2 separate regions of the Homo sapiens genome follow, and region 2 is linked to region 1. A link is an interaction called in ENCODE POLR2A ChIA-PET data of the cell type or tissue named here. Cell type or tissue: GM12878. All regions are shown on one strand. Each heading gives the region's core, and the rest is flanking DNA. Links, peaks and the distances in the headings are about the cores only. Region 1 overlaps LOC105370969 (a long non-coding RNA gene). Region 2 overlaps BLM (BLM RecQ like helicase).

Region 1 (4,392 bases), core at 263-4,262:
TGAGGAATACACCCATCAGGGCCGACTCCTTGCTGGGAACTTGGTGAGGCAGATGGACGTGGTGATGAGCCACAGTGAGGTTTCCCCCACATCCTTTTGCCTGCCCTGCTGCGTCTGCTGCTGAGTCAGAATCCATCTGGGGAGCCACCGTGGGATGTACTATGATGCACTGGGCAGCCTCCGAGGGCCAGGCAGGCTTTGAAGAGAGGCAAGAAGGTCAGAGGAAAATCAGAGGCACTCTGTTTCCACCTGCATCCACTGCTCAGTCCCCGGGGTCATTCTTTGCCAGTCTCAGACCTTGCCACAGTGCTCTGGCCAAAGCGCCCCTTAGGCACGCCTTGGGGACCCCAACATGTGCTCATGCCAGGCGCTGGCCTGGGCACATCCCCATGCTCCCTGGCACAGCCCTACAAGCTGGATGTGGCAGGAGTGAGGGCTGGTGCCTGACCTGCATCTGTCTCAGCCCTTCCCTACTCACTGCCTCCACTTACGGAGGCTGGAGCTTTTCAGTGGGGCACAGACATTTTGGCATTTGGGTGGGACATTTTTTTTTCTTCTAGGGCAGGACAATTCTTCATATAAGACTGTTCTATGCATTGCAGCTAAATCATTGTGACAACCCAAAATGACTCCACACATTTCCAAACATCCCTTAGAGGTGTGAGTTTGACCCAGGCTGAGACCCACAGAGCAAATGTTGGATCCGTGCAACCGGCAGCCTGGTTGCAAGGCTTCCCTTTGGCAGTGACATTGAGGGGAAGTCTTCAGGTAAACAGGTTTTTCTAAGAAAAAAGACAAAGATGATGAATCCTCTCTCTGACCTCCTGAACCAAAACCAGCAACCGCACATGGCTGAGCTTTTCAAGATGAAATGAACAAAGCTGCTGTTTTGCGGGAGGTTGGAGCTCTGCAGTTACCTGCAGCCAAATGCATTCCTAACTGCTACAGGTGAGGAAACAGGCACAGAGTGGTCAAGCCACTCGCCCAAGGTTGCTTCACTGGAAAGGAGGGAAGCCAGGATTCACACCCAGACATTCTATGATTCTGCCCTGACTCATTCCAGCTTTTCTTTCTTTCTTTTCTTTCTTTCTTTCTTTTTCTTTCTTTCTTTCTATTTCTCTTCCTTCCTTTCTTTTTTTTTTTTTTTTTTTTTGACAGAGTCTCACTCTGTCACTCAGCTCTGTAATCCCAGCACTTTGGGAGTCTCAGATGGGCAGATCACCTGAGGTCGGGAGTTTGACACCAGACTAGCCAACATGGTGAAACCCCATCTCTACTAAAAATACACAAATTAGCCAGGCGTGGTGGTGGGTGCTTGTAATCCCAGCTACTTGGGAGGCTGAGACAGAAGAATTGCTTGAACTCCCACAGGCAGAGGTTGCAGTGAGCTGAGATCACAGTACTGCACTCCAGCCTGAGCAACAGAGCAAGACTCTGTCTTAAAAAAATAAATAAAAATAAAAATGGCCACAGAAACATTTCCAGTCCCATGTGTTACTCCAGAACCTTACCACTCTCCCATAGGGGAGAGTGTCCCACGGTGGCTCCCCAGATGGATCCTGACTCAGCAGCAGACGCAGCAGGGCAGGTGAAAGGATGTGGGGGAAACCTCACTGTTGCTCGTCACCACGTCCATCCACCTGACCCAGTTCCCAGCAAGGAGTCAGCCCTGATGGGCGTGTGCCTCGGCCACAGCTCCTCAGTGGGCCAGCAAGGTGCCTCAAAGGTCCTCTGCCACCTTCAAGATTGGGCAACAGGAGAGGTGGACCTGGCCCCACCCTGGCCCTGCTTGGTGTATCTTATGATAATTCACTTTGATGTTGTTTCTTTCATTTGTCCGGCCATTTTCCATTGTATGAGTGTATCATACCTTGTGTATCTCCTTGATGACGTTTCCAATTTCTTCCTCCTGGGATGCTCATAGAGCTTCTGTAGAGTCTCTGCCTGGAAGAGGAATGCTCACAGATGTTCTCACCTTCACCCTGATCTTGACCTGACCTTCAAGCTGCCATTTTGTGTCACTTCCAAGTGGCTTTACCAATCTTCTCCAGAGCTGGTGGGTTTTTATTTGTTTGTCTGTTTGTTTGAGACGAAGTCTTGCTCTTTTGCCCAGCCTGGAGTGCAATGATGTGATTTTGGCTCACTGCAACCTCTGCCTCTGCGGTTTAAGTGATTCTCCTGCCTCAGCCTCCCGAGTAGCTGGGACTACAGGTGCGTGCCACCATGCTGGGCTAATTTTTTGTAGTTTTAGGAGAGATGTGGTTTCACGGTGTTAGCCAGGATGGTCTCCATCTCCTGACCTCGTGATCCACCCATATCGGCCTCCCAAAGTGTTGGGATTACAGGCATGAGCCGCCGCGCCCAGCCCAGAGCTGGTGTTTTTAAGGAGTCTCATTTGGGTCTACATTTAATAATATCAGCTTTTATGTTTTCTTCCATTTTAAATTATCTGATGGGTGAGACATAATATCTCCTTGTTGTTTTAATTTACCTTTCTCAGCCAGGCGCAGTGGCTCACGCCTGTAATCCCAGCACTTTGGGAGGCTAATGTGGGTGGATCACTTGAGGTCAGGAGTTCGAGACCAGCCTGGCCAACATGGCAAAACCTCGTCTCTACTAAAAATACAAAAATTAGCCAGGCGTGGTGGTGCACACCTGTAATCCCAGCTACTTGGGAGGCTGAGGCAGGAGAATTGCTTGAACCCAGGAGGTGGAGGTTGCAGTGAGCTGAGACTGCACCAGTACACTCCAGCCTGGGCAACAGGGTGAGACTATCTCAAAAAAAAATTTACATGTCTCTGATACTATTGAGACAGAGACTTTTTCTGTTTTTGAGGCAGGGTCTCACTCTGCTGCCCAAGCTGGAATGCAGTGGCATGATCATAGGTCACTGTAGCCTCCATCTGCTGGATTCAATCCATCCCCCTGCTTTAGCCTCCAGAGTAGCTGGGACTACAGGCATGCACCATCATGCCCGGCTAATTATTTTGTTTTCTGTAGAGACGAGGTCTCACTTTGCTGCCCAGTCTGTTCTCCAGCTCCTGGACTCAAGTGATCCTCCCACCTTGGCCTCCCAAATTGCTGGGATTATTGACATGAACCACCATGCCCAGCCCAGAGCCTCTTTTTCATATGATTATTGGCCATCTAGGCTTTTTTTTCCTATAAGGTTCATAACCTGTGCCAAATTTTCTGTTGGGTTGGTTGTCTCTCTTCTTGATTTGCAGAAGACCTTTACATATTCTGGATACCAATTTGCTGATTATATTGCAGATATTTCCTCCATATTGTGCATATCTGTTATTTATTTATTTATTTATTTATTTATTTATTTATTTTTGAGACAGGGTCTTGCTCTGTCACTCAGGCTGGAGTGCAGTGGCCCAGTCTCAGCTCACTGCAACCTCTGCCTCCCAGGTTCCAGTGATTCTCCCACCTCAGCCTTCCAAGTAACTGGGACTACAGGCATACGCCACCACACCTGGCTAATTTTTGTATTTTTTGTAGAGACAGAGTTTTGCCATGTTGCCCAGGCTGGTCTCAAACTCCTCAGCTCAAGTAATCTGCCTGCCTCAGTCTCCCAAAATGCTGGGATTACAGATACGAGTCATGGTGCTCAGCTGTACGTATCCTTTAATCTTGTGGCATTTTTTTTTGTTGAACTTAAGATTTAAATGTCAATATCATCAGACTCATCAATTTTTTTCCATTGTAGCTGATACCTTTTGTGCCTAAGATACTCTTTCCTGTCAAAAGGCATGAGGAGCTGGGTGCCGTGGCTCACACCTGTAATCTCAGCACTCTGGGAGGCTGAGGCAGGTGGATCACTTGATGTCAGGAGTTCAAGACCAGCCTGGCCAACATGGTGAAACCCTGTCTCTACTAAAAATACAAAAATTATCTGGGCGTGGTAGAACACACCTGTAATCCCAGCTACTTGGGAGACTGAGACAGGAGAATCGCTTGAATCCGGGAGGTAGAGGTTGTAGTGAGCTGAGATCACGCCATTGCATTGCACTCCAGCCTGGGCAACAGAGTGAGACTCCATCTCAAAAAAAAGAAAAGAAAAGAAAAAAAAGGCTGGGCACGGTGGCTCACGCCTGTAATCCCAACACTATGGGAGGCTGAGGCGGGAGGATCACCTGGCATCGGGAGTTTGAGACCAGCCTGACCAACATGGAGAAACCCTGTCTCTACTAAAGAAAAAAAAAAAAAATTAGCCGAGTGTGGTGGCGGATGCCTGTAATCCCAGCTACTGGGGAGGCTGAGGCAGGAGAATCACTTGAACCCAGGAAGGGGAGGCTGCGGTGAGCCGAGACCGTGCCATTGCACTCCAACCTGGGCAACAAGAGCAAAACTCCGTCTCAAAAAAAAAAAAAAAAAAAAAAAAAG
Region 2 (4,334 bases), core at 1-4,000, 100 kb after region 1:
TAACTCTGTTAAAATCTGCAGGACAAGTAAAAGACGCAGGAATCGTGGCTATCTGCTGGATTTAATGATCTCAAAGTCAGTGGTGACTTCAAAGCCAGGCACCCAGAACAAAGTCTACAACCTGGTAAAAGCATCACTTATAATATAAATTATTATTAGATATCATTAGAAGGAGTCTGGAGTATAGCTTAGAGGAGAGGCAGAACTGGAGAGCTGTAGTTTCCTTATAAACTGTTCTTCGAAAGTATATAAAATTATATTAAAATAATTGGCCGGGCGTGGTGGCTCACGCCTGTAATCCCAGCACTTTGGGAGGCCAAGGTGGGCGGATCACTTGAGGTCAGGAGTTTGAGACCAGTCTGCCCAACATGGACAAATCCTGTCTCTACTAAAAATACAAAATTAGCCAGGCATGGTGGTGCATGCCTGTAATCCCAGCTACTTGGGAGGCTGAGGCAGGAGAATCACTTGAACCCGGAAGACGGAGGTTGCGGTGAGCTAAGATTGTGCCATGGCACTCCAGCCTGGGCAAGAAGAGCGAAACTCCGTCTCAAAAAAGAAAAAAAAAAAAAGGCTGGGCACGGTGGCTCATGCATGTAATCCCAGCACTTTGGGAGGCCGAGGCAGGTGGATCATGAGGTCAGGAGATCGAGACCATCCTGGCTAACAAGGTGAAACCGTCTCTAAAAAATACAAAAAAAAATTAGCCAGGCGTGGTGGCAGGTGCCTGTAGTCCCAGCTACTCGGGAGGCTGAGGCAGGAGAATGGCGTGAACCCAGGAGGCGGAGCTTGCAGTGAGCCAAGATCGCGCCACTGCACTCCAGCCTGTGCGACAGAGCGAGACTCCGTCTCAAAAGAAAAAACAAAACAAAACAAAACAAACAAAAAAACCCCCCAAAACTTAAAAAACACTTATTTGCCCAAATTTACAAGATCAATTATTCATTTACTCAACAAATCTTTATTGAGCAAATATTATGTGCCAGGAACCATGCAAAGATGAGACACAATCTCACCTGGTGCTGCTAAAACATACTCTACCATTAATTGGCAAAGTGGGAAAATCAATGAATCTCTCAGCTTCATTTCCTCATCTGTACAATGGGGGAGTTTAAAGAGAAGATATCTCATGTGTACAATGTGGTAAGTTAGTGCCTATGTGACAGCAAACCAGTCAAAACACTTACGAAAATTTTGGTTTTGAAAGACTTAATTTATTATTAAGTGTTCTGGCTGAGTGACGTTCTAGTTGCTCCTGTAGATTATTTTGAGGAACAGCAGCCATAATCCTAAAAAGTGAGGGAAAAAGAAATCAGTGGAGTTAGGTACTTTGCATTAATCACAATGTTTTTTGAGGGGAGGAAGGACTTGATTCAAACAGGCATTGTTCCAACTGTGCCCAGAGTAATAGGACTTTTTTTTTTTTTTTTTTTTTTTTTTGGTCAATAGACTGTTTTGACATTTACAACTAGTGACACTTGAAATATATAATCTTCAACTAACTGAAGGCTCACTTGAATAACAGAATAACCAGGTTCCCCCTCTCTTCCTCCACAATGCTAAAATAAGTACAAAAGACATTAGGGAGGGGATTATTAGGAAAGGGCTTTTAGAAAAATGGGACCTGGCCTGGAAGGATAAATGAAAGCTGGAAGGGAGCGAGGTGGGAGGAAATGATCAAAGCACACGGAAAGCCCAAAGAACAAATGAATAACTGAATTCTGCACAAGGGCAGAACTGGGGAAAGGAGGAACACCACCACCAATGAGAGCAAAGGTTTACCAGCAAGATACTATGCTTCATAATCATCTAGTTTCAACCTGAAAGAATACGTTTACCAAGCACATTTATATCTCTGTGTAACAAGCTGTGGTAACGCTGAGCTATAGCCCAGGATAACAAACAGCTTAAACCACCTTAAAATTACTGGGGCTAAAGGAAGATCCTAGCTGTAATCCATGCATAGTTAAAAAAATCCTCACTTTAGCTGATAGTTATAACCCCATAAACCCTTTTCCCTACCTTTACTAGACATCTATTTTTATTTTATAGCATATATCTTAGGAGGCAGGGTTAACACTAGATGATATTTCTAGAAATATGAAGTTTCGCATAAGCCGTGTTCCACTCATTAACCCATATCTATCAACCATCTTGACTTTAGATAACAGTGAAAATCAGAATTTAGAAGAAACTAAGTTACATCCAATTGAGAAATCTTCATGTTTATAAGCATGATCATAATACAGCTTTTGTCCCACTTTCTCCAGAAGGAATTATTTCTGCTTCTTTTCCCTCTTTAACATGCTTTAGGTAATATAGCTAGTTATTTAATAAACATTGAATAATTCACACTGGCATGTGAATTATATCTTAATTATTACCCCCAAAAAAGTAGATGGAAGGAATGAATCCCTACATACCTATCACCCAGATTCAACAATTATCAACTCATCCAATATTGTTTCAGCTATACATACACCCTGAGGTCCTTACTCCACCATTTTGGAAGTCCACCTCCAAAATGGTGACATTTCGATTCTGTTATTACTTCTTTCACTCATTAGCAGGAATACTTTTTGTTTGTTTGTTTTCTTTCTGAGACAGGGTCTTGATCTGTTGCCCAGGCTGGAGTACACTGGCTCAATCACAGCTCACTGCAGCCTCGACCTCTTGGGCTCAAGTGATCCTCCCACCTCAGCTTCCTGAGTTATCTGGGACTACAGGTGTACACTACCACAACCCAGCTAATTTTTAAATGTTTGGTAAAGACAGGGTCTCACCATGTTGACTAGGCTGGTCTCGAACTCCTGAGCTCAAGTCATTCTCCCACCTCAGCCTGCCAAAGTGCTAGGATTACAGGTGTGAGCCATGCGTAGCCAGCTGTAAGACTTTTATCGTAAGTTTCAAAATAATGATGCAGTACACTAAAAGCCCATACTTCACTACTATACAGTATATTCACGTGGCTGGCAGCAGTGGCTCATGCCCATAGACCCAGCACTTTAGGAGGCTGAGGTGAGCGGATCGCTTGAGCCCAGGAGTTTGAGACCAGGCTGGGCAACATGGCAAAACCCTGTCTCTAAAGAACTATAAAAAAATTAGCCTGGCATGGTGGTGCGGGCCTGTGGTCCCTGCTACTCAGGAGGCTGAGGTGGGAGGACTGCTTGAGCCTAGGAGGCAGATATTGCAGTGAGCTGAGATTGTGCCACTGCACTCCAGCCTGGGCAACAGAGCAAGACCCTGTTTCAAAAAACAACAAAAAAGAAGTCTACACTTGTATCCCTTACATACATTAACAATAATAAATAAAAAATGATATTCATTCTTTCACCACCTTCAAATAGTGATGAATTTTTTTTCAGTATCATTATGAACTCATGGATTAAACATATTAGGTGTGTTTCAATCCAATACAGTGATCATCCTTATTGATTCTCAAATTGATTCATGTTTGGCCAGTGGGAGTCTTTTCAGGCGGGCTCTTCAGTCCTTATGACTTAACCTTATGAGTCATTGAGAGCTTCTTTCCTCTCAAAAGATGTTCCAGGCATACCTTATGCATTTTTTTGCACCAGATTTGGAATCGGCCATTTCGTCAAGCATCCCTAATTCTTGTTTTCTTTTTCTTTTTTGAGACAGGGTCTCACTTTGTTGCCCAGGCTGGAGTGCAGTGGTGACTCACTGCAGCCTCCGCCTCCCCAGCTCAAGTGTTCCTCCCACCTCACCCTCCCACACAGCTGGACCACAGGTGCACACCACCATGCCCCACTAATTTTTTTGTATTTTTGGTAGAGATGGGGTTTCACCATGTTTCCCAGGCTGGCCTCGAACTCCTGTGCTCAAGGGATCCTCCTGCCTCCGCCTCCCAAAGTGCTGGGATTGCAGGTGTGAGCCACCGCGCCCAGCCTCCCTGATTCTTTTTAATGGAGAATATTTTAAGACCTTAATCTCTGCATTTCCTAGGGCACTTCACCATTTGGAATCCAGTTTAAAAGTATTGATCTTGGCTGGGCACGGTGGCTCACGCCTGTAATCCCAGCACTTTGGAAGGCCGAGGTGGGCGGATCATGAGGTCAGGAGATCAAGACCAACCTGGCCAATATGGTGAATCCCTGTCTCTACTAAAAATACAAAATTAGCTGGGCATGGTGGCATGTGCCTGTAATCCCAGTTACTTGGGAAGCTGAGGCAGGATAATTGCTTGAACCCGGGAGGCAGAGGTTGCAGTGAACCGAGATTGTGCCACTGCACTCCAGCCTGGTGACAGAGCTAGACTCTGTCTCAAAAAATAAATAAATAAATAAAAAATAAAAGCCTTGATCTTTTGTTGA

The links. ChIA-PET counts read pairs that join two places held together with the same protein. Peaks named below come from ENCODE experiments on the same cell type or tissue, not always from the same donor. Only the 100,000 strongest peaks of a DNase experiment are listed, where the experiment ranks them.
Region 2: POLR2A ChIA-PET joins it to region 1 with 6 read pairs; 5 of 35 experiments call an interaction of 5 or more read pairs at or near these places.

The regions. Positions count from the first base shown.
Region 1 is chr15:90,848,546-90,852,937 of GRCh38, reverse strand. LOC105370969 (a long non-coding RNA gene) reads right to left here. Exons shown (of 3, transcript XR_932610.3): 3 at 1-196. Among named protein-coding and RNA genes, the nearest start is that of FURIN, 18 kb to the left of the region's middle. RefSeq lists enhancers at 42-91, 102-191. In GM12878, for the core only: no CTCF peak of the experiment used is centred there; no DNase peak of the experiment used is centred there; H3K27ac peaks cover 746 bases.
Region 2 is chr15:90,744,344-90,748,677 of GRCh38, reverse strand. BLM (BLM RecQ like helicase) reads right to left here. Exons shown (of 22, transcript NM_000057.4): 2 at 1,188-1,289. The coding sequence starts at 1,285. Among named protein-coding and RNA genes, the nearest start is that of BLM, 29 kb to the right of the region's middle. In GM12878, for the core only: no CTCF peak of the experiment used is centred there; no DNase peak of the experiment used is centred there.